2 separate regions of the Homo sapiens genome follow, and region 1 is linked to region 2. Evidence: read pairs that join two places in POLR2A ChIA-PET (ENCODE). Cell type or tissue: Panc1. All regions are shown on one strand. Each heading gives the region's core, and the rest is flanking DNA. Links, peaks and the distances in the headings are about the cores only. Region 1 holds the start of LINC01987 (long intergenic non-protein coding RNA 1987). Region 2 overlaps LACAT1 (lung adenocarcinoma-associated transcript 1).

The links. Peaks named below come from ENCODE experiments on the same cell type or tissue, not always from the same donor. Only the 100,000 strongest peaks of a DNase experiment are listed, where the experiment ranks them.
Region 1: POLR2A ChIA-PET joins it to region 2 with 10 read pairs; 2 of 35 experiments call an interaction of 5 or more read pairs at or near these places.

What each region holds. Positions count from the first base shown.
Region 1 is chr17:77,721,143-77,730,085 of GRCh38, forward strand. It overlaps LINC01987 (long intergenic non-protein coding RNA 1987), which reads right to left and starts at 7,417. Exons shown (of 2, transcript NR_104134.1): 1 at 7,268-7,417; 2 at 1,730-3,860. RefSeq lists an enhancer at 3,360-3,860. In Panc1, for the core only: no CTCF peak of the experiment used is centred there; no DNase peak of the experiment used is centred there; H3K27me3 peaks cover 227 bases.
Region 2 is chr17:77,256,972-77,265,914 of GRCh38, forward strand. It overlaps LACAT1 (lung adenocarcinoma-associated transcript 1), which reads left to right. Exons shown (of 3, transcript NR_188630.1): 2 at 691-795; 3 at 1,362-2,374. Among named protein-coding and RNA genes, the nearest start is that of LACAT1, 7.6 kb to the left of the region's middle. RefSeq lists enhancers at 602-1,259, 1,260-1,915. In Panc1, for the core only: no CTCF peak of the experiment used is centred there; no DNase peak of the experiment used is centred there; H3K27ac peaks cover 1,913 bases.

The DNA.
Region 1 (8,943 bases), core at 401-8,400, 460 kb after region 2:
CTGCTATGGTCAGGGAGGTGGAGAGTGGCTGCCTGAAGCTCATGATTTGCTGATTTGCTGACCCTGGTCTAAGCTACTGTGCAGGAGAGGGGCAGACAGTCCTAGCCAGAGCAGTGGTGCAGACTCTCAAAGCTGAGTTATAAGGAGAACCAGGAAACGGGGCCCGACACAAGAGGGTTTAGAACGTGTTGGAAGGAGGATCAGCCAGATGAAGGCAAGTGGACTGGGACAGTCCCCGAATGGCAGGTCTTTGCAGGTCTTTCGTGAACCGCTATTTTGAATGCCAACTTGTCCCCAGTTCCTTTGCTCCACGAGTCTCCCTAGATCTGCCGTCTCCTAACACACTGTACATAACATTTACTATGTTTTTCATTTCTTCTGTCTCCCTGCTGCTGGCACATAAACTCTGAGGATCTCTGTTTTGTTCACTGACATACACCAAGCACCTCTAGCAGTGTCTGGCACTTAGTAGGTATGCAAGATTCTGAGATGTTGGGGGAACCTCCCCCTCTCAGCCAAAGCTCCTAAGCCTTGGCTCCCGCCCGGGTCTGGCTGCTGCTCAGAAACTGTGATTGGCAGATACATATGTCTTTGATTAATACGAATGGGGAAACACATTCACACTTACTTAATACATTCAGTTTTGTTGGCAATATATTTCAAAATATGGAGCCCTTCGGGGGAGGCAGTGGGGGTGAGGATGATAATGAAGGAGTCCTTCCCTGGGAGTCCTGGCTCAGGAGGAGGGGAAGGGCCAGCCCCAAGCTGGAGGCACTGGCTAACTGTTCTCCAAGGGGGGCCCTCCCTCCTCACATCCTGGTCTGTAACACCGGGATGCCAGCATCAGCCCTGTGTACCTCACAGAGGTGTAAGGTTTCAAGGAGATAATCTGTGCTAAAAGATGCTTCGTGACATGGTACACCTTTGCACTCCTTTTGTTACTGTTGTTATGATGATGATGTTTCCTTAAGTGGATGGGCGTTTCTGTGCCAGGCATTGTGTGGGGAGTTTTACAGGCATTCTCTCTTTTGTTCCTCAAGGCCCCATGGAATAGGTACCGTTATATTCTATATCTTGTGGGTACAGAAATTGAGACTCATAAGAGTGAAGTTCACCTGCCCAAGGTCGAGGATCTGAACTCAGGCTTTGTGATTCACACTTGACTGAGCAGGACAGAAAGAGATGCCTGGCATCTTCCTGCTTTGCAAACCAGGAAGAGGGTCCTCACCAGACCCCAGATACTGACTGTCCCCAACTGCACATCCAGCCTGTTAGCCACTAGGAAAAGAATGACATCAGGGGAAGGCTGAACTGATGCGCATGGGAAGGCAAACCCTCCCGTCAGTGAATCAGGTCACCCTGGGCAAGGCGGATGACGGTAGTGGAAATACAGTTGGCCCTCGAGCACCATACGGGTTTGCCTGGTGAGAGTCCACATAAATGCAGATTTTTTCCAATAAAGCTTACACCGAGCGTGGCTGCCTTCCCTTCCACCTTCTTTGCCTCTTCTACCTCCACCATCCCTAAGACAGCAAGACCACCCCCTCCTTCTCCTCCTTCTCAGCCTCTTCAAGGTGAAGATAACAGGGATGAAGACCTTTATGGTGATCCCCTTCTGCTAAATGAATGCTAAATATATTTTCTCTTTCTTACCGTTTTCTTAATAACATCTCCTTCTCTTTGGCTCGTTTATGATAAGAATACAGTATATAACACATATGCAAAATATGTGTTCATCAACTATTTATGTTATTGGTAAGGCCTGCATCAATAACAGGCTATTAGTAGTTACATTGTTGTGGGCATCAAAAAAAAAAAGACCTGGGGACTTCAGCATCACCGGCCTGAATTCAAATGCCACGCTGCCACTCAACGGCTCTGTGCCTTCGGCCACGTGGCCACCGGGTTAGTTTTGTCTCCTTCTCTGTTAGGCGAAACTGCAACAGTAGTTGTGAGGATGAAATGATAAATGCAGCCCCTAGCCCAGGACTAGGCTCCCAGCGGGTGTTCCGGAATCCTAGCTTCCATGTCCCCTCGGCAAACTCCCATGGAATTCAGGAAACACTGTTGGCTCTCTAAGGAGCATGTGGCCTGTCACCCTGGGTCCCACCTCTATTGGCCAGCAGCCCCATTTCCTGGGACTCTAGGTGCTGTTGGAATTTTGCAAGCGTAACGACCGACCACCCCTGTCCCCAAAGGGAGTATGGCAGAGGCTGGTTGGGGGGATTTAATTTGGACATAGCTCCGTTCCAGTTTGTCAAACATGGCAGCTGCTGCCTTTGGCACGTGCGGTCCCAGCTGCTGGTCACTTGCCAAGGAAGCAGTGCCCTGGGCAGAAGGCAGCTTTGTGCTCCTGTCTCCAGAGACAGCTGTGCGGTGACTGAACAAGGGGTTTCTTTCTCCCTTTGGGAAGGTACGTAACAGCCCCCCAAGAATTCATGCCCTGTCTTTATCAACAAGAGGCCTTCCTCAGTGACTGGCGTGCCACTGGCTCAGCTCTCCAGCTCTGATGTTGGCCCCGGAGCGGCTGGTCTTGGCGTCACTATCTGGGCTCTGTGAGTCAGTTGGTTTGCAGGCTGCTGAACACCCTTCAGTGCTGGGGAGCCCCTATGCCACCTGGAGGGGGTGCCCAGGATGCCTGGGAAGCCAGTGCATCCCCTGTGTGTGAACAGCCAGGCTGGCAAATCGGAGACTGGGGGGCTTGAGCCACCGCGCCCAGCCAGGGTCATCGCAGCCACATTGTTGCAGATCTGGGATCTGAGCCCCTGCAGTGTGATCCCAGGCCTGTGCTTTAATCACGACACCACCCGCCTCCTTGTCCCACGCAGTTAGGATACCTGTTCCTCGTGAGCCAAACGTTTTCACAGCCACTGTGCCCTCTCCTGCCTCCTTTATTGACCGTGGTTGCAATAAATGGCCATGACAGAGACAAGGCCAGAGCATCCCGGAGGAGGGAAGGGAGCCCTCCCGGCTCAGGCGCTGTCCCACACAGGCCTGACAAACTGGGGTGCCTGGACTCTGGGGTGCCTGATGCAGAGCCCAGCCTGAGTCAGGAGGATGGGATTACAAGGCAGCTACGATGCAGGAGGGATGGTCTCGTCCACACTACAGCCTGTTCTTTCCTTCCAGAGTTCAGGCTCTCACCAACTGGCCTGGCCTAACCACCCTGGGTTCCCAAGGGCTTCCTGGGGCCCTCATCCTAGACAAGGTCGCCGTCACCTCTCACCTGCCTAGCCAGGGCCTGGCCTGCTCATGACCTCTCCTTTGCATCTGCTGCCTGAAGCCAGCTGGCTAAAGTCTTGGATGTCAGCCTGTGACTCCATTCTGCAAATGGCTTTGGTCTGGAGTGCCCGATGCACTTACTTTCTCTGTTTTATTAGCCTAGGGAAGAAAAGGGGTTATCCTGGGACCATGGGTGGGTGCCGTATCGGCCAAGGGTTTCTTCAAGGTGGGATGGAGACAGGAGCATGTTTGTAGGAAGAGGAGGACAGGAGGGTGTGAGAGAGGCAGCAAGGACGTTACCAAGATTCGCGGGGGAGAAGGCCTGATGGGGAGTTTCTAGAAGAGGCAGCTGGTGGTGTGGGAGCCCTGGGGAAACCGCAATGAGAACGAAGGGACCCTGCCCATCGCTGGTACTGAGAGCCATGTGGGGCAGAGGCTGCCCCTGGGGCCTTTCTTAGCTGAGAAAAGAAACCCCTCTGATTCTCACCCCTCCCTTGTCCCTGTGGGGGCATCTCACCCCGATCCTAATGACTTACTGCAGCCTGGCTCGGCAATTCAGGTGCTCGTCAGTTCCCCCTCGGTGCACACAGGTGTGCGTGCCAGCCAGGTGTGGGCGCCTGTCCAGCTTCTCTTTGCACCTGAAAGTCAGCACAAATGCTGTGGTCAAAATGGGAGCTGAGCTGGGGGTGGGGACAGAAAGGGAACTTTGCAAGCTGAGCAGGGCAGGTGGTGGCGGGTTTCAGGGGCCGCCCAGGACAAGTCAAACCCCTCAGTGGTATGTGGTGGCACCAGGGGATCTCTGGGGAGCCACTTGCTGCTGAGGAGACTGTGAAGAGGGAGACACGCCCCCTCCAGAGCCTCCCAGCGTCAGACAAACAGCTCTCCCGAGCTCTGGGGAGGCTCCGACACAGCAGTGGCCAGTGTGTCCTCAGCAGGCCTCAGTTCCCGTGAAACCAGCAGGTGGGACTGAGGGCACCTGGACCCCTTCAGAGTCTGAACCGCCGTGACCCTGTGGCCTGCCGCCGCTCCTGGCTTACCCTCGTGTTTCTAGAACGTCCTCTGTGCCTCCGAAGGCAACACCAGGTGCCGAGAACCACGTGTTGATGGTGTTGCAGGGCCCGCGTGTCCCTGACATGGCCTCGCACCTCAGAAACGCTCGTGCTAAGGTGCAGAAATGGCACAGAAATGGAAAATGAGGAGCCGGGGGTCTGTGAGGCTCTTGATGCAGATACAGAAAGCTCCTCTGGCTGAAGTAGGAGAAGGAGGTTGGAGGGAAGGCTATGGAGAAGGGAGAGGTCCTCCCAAGATGAGGAAGTGTGGGGAGCCGTCCTGCAGCCATGGCCTCATGCTCACTGGCTTGTTCGGCAACTCCCTGAATGACTTTGCCCAATTCCTGTCCATCTTGAGTCACTTCCTCAGGGGTCGGTGTCCCAGGAGATCATCAGATTGGCTGAGCTCAGGACACGTCTGCCCCTCTGGAGGTCCTAGGGCAAGGAACGAAGTGCTGGTCTCTTTGTCTTCTGTGATGGGAAGGGCACCTGGCTTCACACTCCTCTAAGCATCATGCCAATCGGAGGGGAGACACCCCGAGAAGAAAGCAGGGTCTCCTTGCAGGCATGAGGTGCCCCCATGACCATCAAGCCCCATGACCACTTAGTGAGCATCAGTGAAAGGCTTGAGCAGGCAAGGAGATGCCGCCTGAAGACCCCAGTGGAGTGCAGAGCTCTGGGTGGGGAGGGGGTGCTTGTGGAGAATGCCAAGCCCCAAGCAGAATGGATGGGGCAGGCCCCTCCCAGAGCAGCATTCCAGCTATTTCTGCAGACCATGTGTCCTATTTAGACAGTTAGACAGTGGTCCCCACACTAAGTGCTAATCTCCGCCTCACAAAACTTCTCCAAGGGAATCAGCTTAACTGAATGTCCCCAGACACTGTTCCCATGAAGCCAGTCGGAGTATGTTTGTGTGGCTTTCTTTGATCCGTCTGAGTTGGGAAACTTCTAGGGAAAAGGGAAAGGTCCTCTCCAAAAATCTCCATTCCCTCATCAGTCCTTATTTTAGTCAAGAAACCTCAATTTCACATATTTATATTCTTGGGGGCTGTGGTTTTTCCTCTTAAAAATTGAGCTGTTCCACTGCCTCTTTGCATAGCCAGACACACAGGGAGGCGGCCGATGCTCCAAGAGCCCAGAGCAGAGAAGATTTCTCACACCCTCCCATTGTCCTTGTGGGGGCACCTCACCCCCGATCCTAACAACATCCTGCAGCCTGGCTTGGCAATTCCAGCACTGCTCAGCTCTCCCTCCGTGCACAGAGGTGTGTGTGCAGGTGGGGAGCAGGCACCCGCCCAGCTTCACTCTGCACCTCAAAGTCAGCACAAACGTTGCTGTCAAAAGGGGAGCTCAGGCCCTGGGGGGACAAAGAGAAACCTGCAAGCTGAGTGGGGCAGGTTTGGGGGGCTTGGAGGCACAGACTTCTATGGCTCATCCCAAGGGGGCTGAAAACCAAGAGGAGCTTGGCCCTGCACAGGAGCTTTCCTCAAAGCCAGGCCCATCTTCCATGCCCTACACCCCTCAATCCCCAATTGATTGCTAGTGCTTGAGGCTGGGCTGGAGGGGCCCTGGCCCCCTCTTTGCATGTTCCCTGGCTGATTCCCACCCAGAAGCAGGGTCTCTGCATCTCAGTGTCCTCCTCCTTCCTCTAGATCCTAGACTGGAACCTCCTTGGTCATGGGGGAATCGGGGTCTAAGGAGTCTGCGGGGGGAAGTACTGTCCCGCCGCCCCACCCCGTCCCACTCCCCCCGCCCTTCTCCTTGCCCTTTCTGTTGCTATTGCCTGCGTTGGTTTGCATGCCGTTTTGCTTGTGGTCTCCATAGCAACAACTACCAAATGGCCTATGGATAATAGGGGGACTCTCGGGGTGGGAGGGGATCCCGATGAGGCATTTGACTTTAAAAAATGGAAACGGTGATTCTGCCGCAGGCCTGGCACGGATGGTCACCCTTCTCTGCCCATCATCACTCAAGCCCCTCAGTCCCCCTCACCCAAGGGCCTGCCTCCACCTTGGCTGGGGGAGGGCAGGGAGGCCGCAACCTGCAAGAACAATGGAAAGGCCGGAGGGAAGCTGAGGGGCCAGAGAGGGACAGGAGCATGGAGGGCAGCCAGGAGCCTCTGCAACTATCTCCATCTCATGGTAAAAATCTCTAGTCAGAGTCTTCTCTGTTGTCCAGCTTCGTTTCGTGTCTCACCACTTCCTTCCACCCTTCCCAGAATCCCTTTCTCTCTCTCTCTCTCTCTCTCTCTCTCTCTCTCTCACACACACACACACACACACACACACACACACACACACACAGAAGCGTTGCTTCATGTCTTGGGGCCTGGCTTCTAGGTCCAATGTCCTGGGAAATAAGTCTCTAATTGTTTCCATGTGTCCCGCCCTGAGCTGTTTACAACAGGCATTCATAGCCCTGGACCTCGAGCCCTGGTGAGGCCACAGGGTCAGCACAGGGATGGTTCCCATTTGAAGATGACCAAACTGATGTGAAGGGCAGAGGGAGGGACCCAGGCCTCCCCCAGCCCCGAGTGTCTTCCACAGTGAGCTGGAAACCTGTTCTCAAGTCTAAATATTTTACATTTTATCTGGACTAGACTTTCCCCATTTTATTTATTTTCAAAGCATTTTCCCAGATAGTGTCTCTTGTCTATTCCCACGGCTCCGTGAGTTCAGGAGATCGACCCTGGACGGGGCTCCTGCCCACGCCTCGGACTCTGCAATCCTTGGCAGCGACAACCGGAGAGCATGGTGAGAGTGTGGTGGGGAGAATATGCCATAAAAAACAGAAGACAGAAACCAAACACATTGCCTGGGGAGCAGGAACAAACCCCGATCGTTCCCTCAACAGATGAAACATCTGAAGCCCAGAGAGCTTAGGCAGTTTTCCTGAGCATGTCTGGACACACACACACACACACACACACAGAGCTTCCATTAGCAACAGATGTCACAAAAGGACAGGCGCCACCTGACGATAATCTTTCTACTCACCACTGTCCCCTGTAGGAAGGATTCTCCAGGCTTTTCACAGTCAGGCTAGTTGTTAAAATGTTTACATTCATGGGGTGGGAGAAGACCTGGTCAGGTTTCAAGGTGCGGGCAGAGTGGGCCTACCCATCAAGAGTGGTACACAGCGTGCTGAATGAAGCCCAGCTGGGCTTAGGTTAGGGCAGGGGAAGCCCAGACCCAGCCCTCTGCCTGTTTTGTAAATGGCATCATTGGAGCACAGCCATGCCCATTTGTTTGTGTACAGTACACTGCTGCTTGCAAGCTGCAACAGCAGTGTGGCTCACAAAGCCTACAAGATTTACTATCTGTCCCTTTAAGACAAAGTTTGCTGACCCCTTGTTTAAGGGATTAATCCCAAGAATGTTCTCAGGTTCATTTTTTTTCTTTCCCATGCAACAGAGTCATATGGTCATCCAATTCCTATCTGTCAATCACTATTGTAAGGGAACCATTTATTTAAGGACAGTTGATTGAACCCCTGTTATGTGTTAAGCACCCGAACAACCCAAAACACACATAGAAGGAACACGACGTCCCTCAAGGGGCTCACAAAATCCCAAGTGATGGTAGCCAAACACAGGCACAGGGTACAACAAGGACGATGGTGACTGATCCAGCGTAGGCTGGGGCTGCAGTGGTAAAGGTGGAGAAAGGCTGGAGAAGTTAGGGACTGTTTTCTGCTGAAGGAGACAACTTACTAAGTTTTAAAGAGCCACTAGCTCATGTCAGAGAAGGATCTGAAGCCATATGATTTGGAAAGAACATGAGTGCATTCGGTTTTGGGTATGTGGAGTTTGGGGTGCTGGTGACATACCCGGGTGGAGATGATTCAAATGTTTTGTTATGTGTAGGGGTCCAGAATTCAGGAGAGAGAGAATCTGGGCTGGAGATGTAGAGTTAGGGGTATATAGTTGGTGTGGTAGGGATGCTGCCTTCTTGGTGATAAAAGCCTTAACCAAGAGGTAGAAATAATTTTCTCTTCCTGTGAGCAATTCTAACAGCTTGCCTTTACTGCTCTAAAGATATTATGGCACTTTGCATTTCAATTTGTATGTAGTTGGTATCTCTCTCCATTGAACTGTAAACAACAGAGACTTTGGCCATGATGGAGTAAGCATTTATTATTCCACCCTAAATAACTAAAAATAGACCAACTATATACAACAATTTTCAGACATTGGACCGCAGGTGTCACAGAAGTGTAATCTCTGACAGAGGAGAAGCAAATGAGGTGAGACCCACAAGTGCCCCAGCTGACAACCTGGAGAGAGTTTCCACGCCACCATACAGGTAAGTGGAAACCACACAGTGTTCAGTGGCTTCACTGAATTAAGGAGATAGTGTTTAGGGTGTGGGGAGGCCAAGGCAGCTAACATTTGTAGGGCAGAGCCCTGGAGAGGAGAGAGCTGCACACAGAAAGAGAGGACTCTAGAGATCTGCAGACGACTCACTTAAGGCCTTCGGCTGAATATTGATCAGTGCATGCATATGAGAAAATTACTAAGGCTGTGGAAAAGGAAAGTAGCAGATAGAAGAACCCCAGGAGCTCACAAAGGCTGGAGAATATCTTACATGCCCAACAGCCAGTGGAAAGACCTCCTCACCCAGGAAATACCAAGCAGAGTCCTCAGAAAGGCATTGCTTCAGAAGAGGGACTA
Region 2 (8,943 bases), core at 485-8,484:
TGGTTATTTTAATATGGGACAGCAAGCCTGGATTGGCCAAGATGAGATGGTTCATTTGCTGAAGCTAGATGAACAGCTTTGGGAACTGCCTAAGTTGTTAACCAAAGTGATGAAGGAGGCCCATAGGGTATGAGGGAAGGCCAGAATGGAATCCATCCCCATCACCTCCTCCATCCCCATCACCTCCCCACTTCCTTCATCCCCATCACCTCCTCCATCCCCATTACTTCCTCCATCCTCACCTCCTTCATCCCCATCACTTCCTCCATCCTCATCACCTCCCCATCTCCTTCATCCCCATCACCTCCTCCATTCCCATCATCTCCTCCATTTTATCACCTCCCCCATCCCCATCACCTCCTCCATCCTCATCACCTCCTCCATTCCCATCATCGCCTTCATTCTATCACCTCCTCCATTCCCATCACCTCCCCACCTCCTTCATCTCCATCACCTCCTCCCCATCTCCATCACCTCCTGTCACCTCCTCCATCCCATCATCTCCCCACCTCCTCCATCCCCATCACCTCCATCCTCATCATCTCCTCCATTCCCATCACCTCCTCCATTCTATCACCTCCTCCACCTCCACATCCTGAGCCACTTCCCCTCAGCTTCATTTCCTGAAACAGCCCCTCCTCACCCTCTCCAGCTTCCTTTCCTTCACCTTACCATGCTCCTTTCTGGAAGGCACCACTCCAAACCGTCTCCTTGGAAAAGCAACTTCAGCCCCAGTGCCTGTCCCTGCTACACCCAACGTTCCTGTCTGGAAAAGAGTTGCTCTTTATTCAGCACGTGAGTTCCTGACCCCCAGATAAGGGCCAGTGCAGCCGGGGAGGGAAGCATTAGTGCTGCCGGGTGGAAGGTGGACGGCGCCTGGATCCAGACCCAGCAGTGCTCATGGGGCCAGGCCTGGTGCTCGTTCTTTCTCAGTCCTTAACGCCACCTTGCAAGGTGGGGATTGTCCTCCCATCTGGCCATGAAGAGCTGAAGCAGAGAGGTGCAGTCGCTCATCTGCGCTCACTGGTCAGTGGGTCGCTGCGTCCCCAGAGGCCCCTGGGCAGGGTGGGCGCTGCGTCCCCAGAGGCCCCTGGGCAGGGTGGACGCCTCTGCAGGTGCCCGCACAGGGGCTTTCTCCTTCACTTGGCCACACTCAGCCTTTGATCTGAAACAATGAAAGCCCCTGAGTCACTGGTCCTTCCCGAGCCCGTGTGTGGCCCACAGCAAGGAGCTGCCTGTCCCAAGTTCGGGGGGTTTCTTTGGCTTACGCGGATACTGTATGTGAGTGTTGGCAGAGCAGCGTGAGCCTCGGCCTGCAAACTCAGGACGGCACCAAGCCCCATCGCCTTGGTATCTTCCAGGTGGACCCTCAGCCTGCTGAGTGGACAGGAAACCATCTGTCATTTAGGGTTCCTGCTCCCAACTCCCCCCAACAGCTGTCACCACCACCGTGGTTGTGCAAAGGTCCCAGGCCTTTCAGAGTGGGCCCTGATCACTGTCCATCCTGGCCGGGTCTGCTGAAACAAACATGGTCACAATCTCGTGGTACTTTCTGCCTCGTGGCTCTGTGTCCACACTGGAGAGACTAGGACCCAATCCTGGGGCCCCTCCCACAGGCGCCATATGGCTATTCCCCTCAGAGACGCACCAGGCCAGCCCCACTGCCCTCAGGACCAACCTCCAACTTCTCCTCGGCTTGGGATCTCCGGTTTCTCTCTTTGTCAAGGCACCCTGATATGGTTCGGCTCTGTTCCCACCCAAATCTCATCTCGATTTGTATCCCCACGTGTCAAGGGAGGGACCTGTAATCCCCATGTGTCGAGGGAGGGAGGTGATTGGATTATGGGGGCGGTTCCCCCATGCTGTTCTCAGGACGGTGAGTGAGTGAGTTCTCACGACATCTGGTGGTTTTATAAGTGTTTGGCAAGTTCCTTCGCTCACTCTTCTCTCTCCTGCCACCTTGTGAAGGAGGTATTTGCTTCCCCTTCACCTTCCGCCATGACTGTAAGTTTCCTGAGGCCTTCCCAGCCATGCAAAACTGTGAGTCAATTAAACCTCTTTCCCGGCCGGGCGTGATGGCTCATGCCTGTAATCCCAGCACTTTGGGAGGCCGAGGCAGGTGGATCACTTGAGGTCAGGAGTTCGAGACCAGCCTGGCCAACATAGAAACCCCATCTCTACTAAAAATACAAAAAATTAGCTGAGTGTGGTGGCGGGCGCCTGTAATTCCAGCTACTCAGGAGGCTGAGGCAGGAGAATCACTGGAACCCAGAAGACGGAGGTTGCGGTGAGCCAAGATCATGCCATTGCACTCCAGCCTGGGCAACAAGAGGGAAACTCCATCTCAAAATAAATAAATAAATAAAAATAAAAACAAAAGACCCCTTTCCATTATAAATTACCCAGTCTCAGGGAATTTCTTTATAGCAGCATGAGAATGGACTAAGATACACCCCTCCTTCATCCGCCATGTGCAGCCGGCGAGCACAGCTCTTCTGAAGAGACAGGAGGTACCCACGTCTCACATCAGCTTCTGCCCTGTGCCCTGCACAAAATCCCTGACATCTTAGAATACGGCCTGGGAAAATATGGAGGGTATGAATAAATCAGAATCTTGAGAATCATCCCCGTGCAGGGGCCTTCTGCAGCCAGGTGGCCCCTGGGGGCTATGGGTGTCCCCTGGAGGGAGCAAGGGAATGGTCTGCCTTGGGGACAGTAAGGCAGTGCAGTTATGGGACTGCCAAGGTTGGTCTCTTCTAGGGCTCTTCGGCCTCTGGTGGGTTCCCGTGTTTGTAGGGGCTGCTCAGAGGGACCATAGCTGGGGTAGAGCGAGATGCCCCAGGAACAATGATCTCCAGCTGTCGCAGCTGTTAAATGGACATTTATGAAAACAAACCATCAGCGCCATCAGGAGCCAGGATTGTCCCTTCTTTCTATTCTGCAGGAGCGTGCATCACCTGTGAGCTTTGGATCACCGAGACTGTGGGTCCTGACCCATTATTCATGCATTTGTAGAATTTCCTGGGGGCCACAGAAACTGGCCTGAGGACCATACTTGCCAATCCTCAGTGCCCAGAGAACGAGGTGAACAAGTAATCCTGCTCCTTTTATCTTTTTGAGACGGAATCTCGCTCTATCACCCAGGCTGGAGTGTGGTAGCATGGTCTCACCACAACCTCCGCCTCCCAGGTTCAAGTGATTCTCCTGCCTCAGCCTCCCGAGTAGCTGGTACTACAGGCTCCCGCCACCACACCCAGCAAATTTTTGAATTTTTAGTAGAGATGGGGTTTCACCGTGTTGGCCAGGCTGGTCTGGAAGTCCTGACCTCAAGTAATCTGCCTGCCTCGGCCTCCCAAAGTGCTGGGATTACAGGTGTGAGCCACTGCACCCGGCCTGTTTCATCTATATTGTTCTTTACCACACTCTCGGTGACATCAGCCAACTAACTTATTCTCTCTTCAATGTATCCAGCCAACTACATTCTGTCTGTTGGCTTCTTAATTTCAATAATTACACCTTTTGCACACAGACCACAACAGGGTGAAAAATGTAATATATAAATACTAAAATGTAAAGCTTTTTTTTTTTTTTTTTTTTTGAGACAGGGTCTCACTCTGTCACCCAGGCTGAAGTGCAGTGGTACAATCATAGCTCACTACAACCTCAAACTTCTGGGATCCAATGATTCTCCTGCCTCAGCCTCCCAAGTAGCTGAGACTACAGGTATGCATCAACCACACCCAGCTAATTTTAAATTTTTTTTTGTAGAGATGAGGTCTCACTTTGTCACCCAGGCTGATCTCAAACTCCTGGGCTCAAGCAATCTGCCCACCTTGGCCTCCCAAAGTGCTGGGAATACAGGTGTAAGCCACCATGCCTGGCCCATGAAAAACATTTTTTAAAAAGAGAATATAAAAAAATTTTAGAAGGAAGAAAAAACTAAAATAAATAAAAATCATACCTTTAACTTCCAGGATTTCTCACTGATTATTTTTCGTGACCACCTGTTCTTATTTAAGCCAGTTTTTTTTGTTTTTTTTGTGTTTTTTTTTAGACAGAGTGTCACTCTGTCACCCAGGCTGGAGTGCGGTGGCGTGATCTCGGCTCACTGCAACCTCTGCCTCCCAGGTTCCAGCAGTTCTCCTGCCTCAGCCTCCTGAGTAGCTGGGACTACAGGTGAGCGCCACCGCACCTAGCTAATTTTTTATATTTTTAGTAAAGACGGGGTTTGCACCATATTGACCGGGCTGGTCTCGAACTCCTGACCTCGTGATTTGCCTGCCTGGGCCTCCCAAAATGCTGGGATTATAGGCATGAGCCACTGCGCCTGGCCTTAAGCCAGTTTTGGTTTTACAACTTCTTGTTTTCTTTGATGATCCTAAACATTTTAATTTGAAATCATTTTCAGATTCTTCCGTTATTTCCATTTCACCTGCAATGATTTAAGGGTTGATTTTTCTTAATTGTCTTTATTAGCAGCAGCTTTGCCATGTGGTTGGGGTGAGGTGTGTAGGTTTGTCTTGGGTAAATGCCTCTCTCATTTCAGTCAATCTCTGTCTCTCTTTCTTCCTCTTCCTCTTCCTCTCTCTTTCTCCTCTTTTTTGCTCTCTCTCCCCGCACCTTCTCTCCCCCACTCTCTCCCCCAAATGGTGAGGTCGTGTGTTGTTGGCTCAGAGTTCCCACCTCCCGGGGGCTACTGGGGATTTTGCTGTCCGGGTGCTGAGTCCCTGGGTGCCAGGGCTCTGAGGCCATGGCTGCTTTCTCCCCTCTCCAGGTACACAGCTGGGAAGCCCTGTCCCCACCCCTATGAGTGGCTCCAGTGCCCTGCCTCATTTTTAGTATCTGTTACATGGAGATGGTTATCTTACTTTTTAAAAAATTATGGCTATATCTTTTAATTTTTTCTTTTTAAAGTTTATCTGTCTTTGCTATACGGGATGACTTGAAAAATGAACTTAAAATGCCATCTTTTTAATGCTTTAAATATTTTCTTTTATTGTGAGCCCATTAAAATAGAAAAGCAGTGTAAATTTTTAGTTTTTTGGAATGTAATGGGTTTGGAGGTTAATTTTTAAAAATAAGGCCTCATCAAACCAACTCAAATGTGAGTTCAGCTGAGTGTTTTTTTTCCCCACAGTGGGGAGGCCCTGCCAGCTTCATGCAGGCCACAAATAATAAATTACTGTTCCCGGCCGGGCGCGGTGGCTCACGCCTGTAATCCCAGCACTTTGGGAGGCCGAGGCGGATGGATCACCTGAGGTCAGGAGTTCGAGAGCAGCCTGTCCAATATGGTGAAACCCCGTCTCTACTAAAAATACAAAAAATTAGCCAGGCGTGGTGGTGTGCACCTGTAGTCCCAGCTACTCGGGAGGCTGAGGCAGGAGAATTGCTTGAACCCAGGAGGCGGAAGTTGCAGTGAGCCAAGATTGCGCCACTGCACTCCAGCCTGGGTGACAGGGCAACACTCTGTCTAAAAAAAAAAACAAAAAACTGTTCCTATTTAAAAGTTGGAGGTAATAAAATTTCCCTGCAAGATAAATGCTATCAGTTTCTCTCTATTGGAAGCCTGCTTGCTAATTGAAGTTAATTGCTAATTTTTGATAAACTATTTTGTTGAATTATAACATCGACATAGAAAAATGCACACATTGTAAGTGTGCAACATGATGAACGTTCACATGTGGACATATCCATGTAGCGTCTGCTCAAAAATCTCGAACAACTCGGGCGTGGGGCGGGGGTCATTAACTCCACTTCATGGGTAATGAAACAAAATATCAGATAAGTCACGTGACTTTTTCTCCCCAAGGTTCTCAGCTAGGAAGAGACATGCAGCCTGGGCACAGTGGCTCACGCCTGTAATCCCAGCACTTTAGGAGGCTGAGGCAGGCGGATCACCTGAGGTTGGGAGTTCAAGACCAGCCTGACCAACATGGAGAAAGCCCATCTCTACTAAAAAAAAAAAATACAAAAATTAGCCAGGCGTGGTGGCGCAGGCCTGTAATCCTAGCTACTTGTGAGGCTGAGGCAGGAGAATCGCTTGAACGTGGGAGGTGGAGGTTGCATTGAACCGAAATCACGCCATTGCACTCCAGCCTGGGCAACAAGAGCGAAACGCGAAACTCCATCTCAAAAAAAAAAAAAAAAAAAAAAAAAAAAAAAAAAAAAAAGGAAGAGACATGCAGGGAGGGTCACAGGCCAGATCTGCAGCCCCACATTCAAGAAGTGGCTCTGAGCCCCTGCTGCAGCCAGGGGAGGGGCTGAGAAGGTGGGAAGTGCCAGCTGAGGGCAACTGAGCACAAAACACTGAAGTCAGTCAGATGGGCCCAGGAGGGATGAGGGGGCAGGGCTTGTGGGGGATGCCAGGGCTGGAGAGTGCCTGTGGCTGGTCTGACCCTGACCCTGGGGTTGGAACAGTCATCTTAGCTCCCCAGGCTTTGGAATTGGGATTTTGAGATCCTGTATCTCTTTTTTTTTTTCAAAACTAGAGGGCTTTGATGGGGTCATTCAGTTTTTATGTGACCAAAAAGACATGTATTTCTAAAGACACACACTACTTGCTACTGCCATGTTTTATTTCCTTATTTACAAAAATTTTCGGCCGGGCGCAGTGGCTCATCTCTGTAATCCCAGCACTTTGGGAGGCCGAGGCAGGTGGATCGCCTGAGGTCAGGAGTTTGAGACCAGCCTGGCCAACATGGAAAATACAAAAAAAAAAAAATTAGCTGGACATGGTGGTGCATGCCTGTAATCCCAGCTGCTTGGGAGGCTGAGGCAGGATAATCACTTGAACCTGGGAGGCGGAGGTTGCAGTGAGCCGAGATCGCGCCATTGCACTCCAGCCTGGGCGACAAGAGTGAAACTCCTTCTCAAAAAAAAATTCAGGCCAGGTGCGGTGGCTTATGCCTGTAATCCCAGTACTTTGGGAGGCTGAGGCAGGAAGATTGCTTGAGGCCAGGAGTTGGAGACCAGCCTGGGCAACATAACAAGACCTCATCTTTACTAAAAAAGTAAATAAATAAAATTAGTCAGGTGTGTTGGTACACACCTGTAGTGCCAACTACTCGGGAGGTTGAGGTGGGAGGATTGCTTGAACCCAGGAGGTCACGGCTGTAGTGAGCCACGATGGCACTGCTGTACTCCAGCCTGGGTGACAGAGTGAGACCCTGTCTCAAAAAACAACAAAAAAATTTTCAGTGGCCAGTTACTAGATAGCATTGTTTTATTTTTTGAGGACACTCTCTCTCTCTCTCTCTCTCTCTCTCTCACACACACACACACACACACACAAAGGAAAGAAAAAAAAGAATGAAGACCAGTCCTTTGAACACCTTCAGCTTTACAAAACAACCTCTTTGCGTTGTCTTCTTTTATCTCCTTTTGCCTTGGACAGGTGAGAACTTGTCACAGGCTGGCCTCGGCCCTCAGCCTGGTGTCTGGGAGCCCTGAATGGCTGGGAGCGGGGGAGGGGTCAGCAGTGATCTCTTTTAGGGCTAATTGTGTAGGTCGGGGTGGCGGGAGGTATGGGGGTGGTGGTGGTGAAGCCTCTGGGTTTCCAGACTTAGGAAGTAAAACTACAGGCTACGCAGTTACACCTGAATTTCAGATAAACAATCATTTCTTTTAGTGTAAATATGTCCCAAATATTTTATACTAACAGAAATTATTTGCCGCTTATCTGAAATTCAAGTGTAACTGGGCGGCCTGTATTTTATCAGGCAGTCCTCGCCAAAAGACACTTTCAAGGAGATTTGGGACTGAGCAGAGTGTGCTAAGGAGACCTGAGATGATGCCTGTGGGCGCCGAGTGGCCGAGTGACTCTCGTCTCCTGACTCTGCTCCCTGCGACCCGAGCCACCTGCAGCTGCAGCCCCTGTGGGCCTGGAGCCCGTTTCGCAACACCCCCACCAGCGCCGCTTGGCAGGGGTATTTATTTATGTTTTTAATGAAAGCAAATTAAGATTCACTTACTCTTGAGAGCTGTGCTACGATTGCCCTTGTGATAAGTGGAGACACCTGGCTTTTCTCTACCTGGCCGGTTGCCTACGAGAGAGGCCTGCGTGGGGTTCAGTTTCCCAGGCTGGTCCCGCAGTGGCTTTTCAATCCGTCATCAAATCTTCATCAGGCGTCTCTGCACACAGCACTGAGGGAAGCACTGGCGTCCAGGCTATAGTCAGGCTCCCTGCCCTCCATCACTCACCATCTACCTGGGGGTGCAGTAGCGCCCCAGGAAGAGTGAAACAATAGGTATATTATCCCCAACCCCACCCATGGCACGGGCATTGCTGTCCCCCACAGAGCAGATAAGAAAACTGGGGCTCAGATGTTGAAGGACCGTGTTGAAGAGCACAGAGCTGGTTTGTAGCAGAAGTGGAATTTCCACCTTGATCTCTGGGTTCCCTCTACCAGACCCATGGTTCTCAGCCCAGGGAGCACTGAAAAAAGCTCCAGGCCCAGATATTCTGATTTAATTGTTCTGGGGTGGGTACTTTTTAAAGTTCCTGAAGATTCCAGTGTGCAGAGAGACCTGGGCCTCCCCCCACCATTGAGACAAGTGCCTGCTCCGGCTGTTCAGAGGAGGCAGCCCCACAGCAGGAGAAGCCCCTCTCCACTGAGGACAGATCAGAGTCCGCAGAAAGAACATGCCGGGGACTGGATGGCTTGAGCAGCGCTGAGTGGGAATGCACGAGGGACACTAGGGCAGTGACTGGCCCCTCCTGCAGGTCCGGAGGGCTCATGAGGCGAGTAAGAGGGAAAGCTGAGATTAAGTGAGATTCTAGGCTGGGCGTGGTGGCTCACACCTGTAATCCCAGAACTTTGGGAGGCCGAGGTGGGCAGATCACCTGAGGTCAGGAGTTCGAGACCAGCCTGGCCAACATGGTGGAACCCCATCTCTACAAAAAATACAAAAATTAGCCGGGCGTGGCGGCGCACGCCTGTAGTC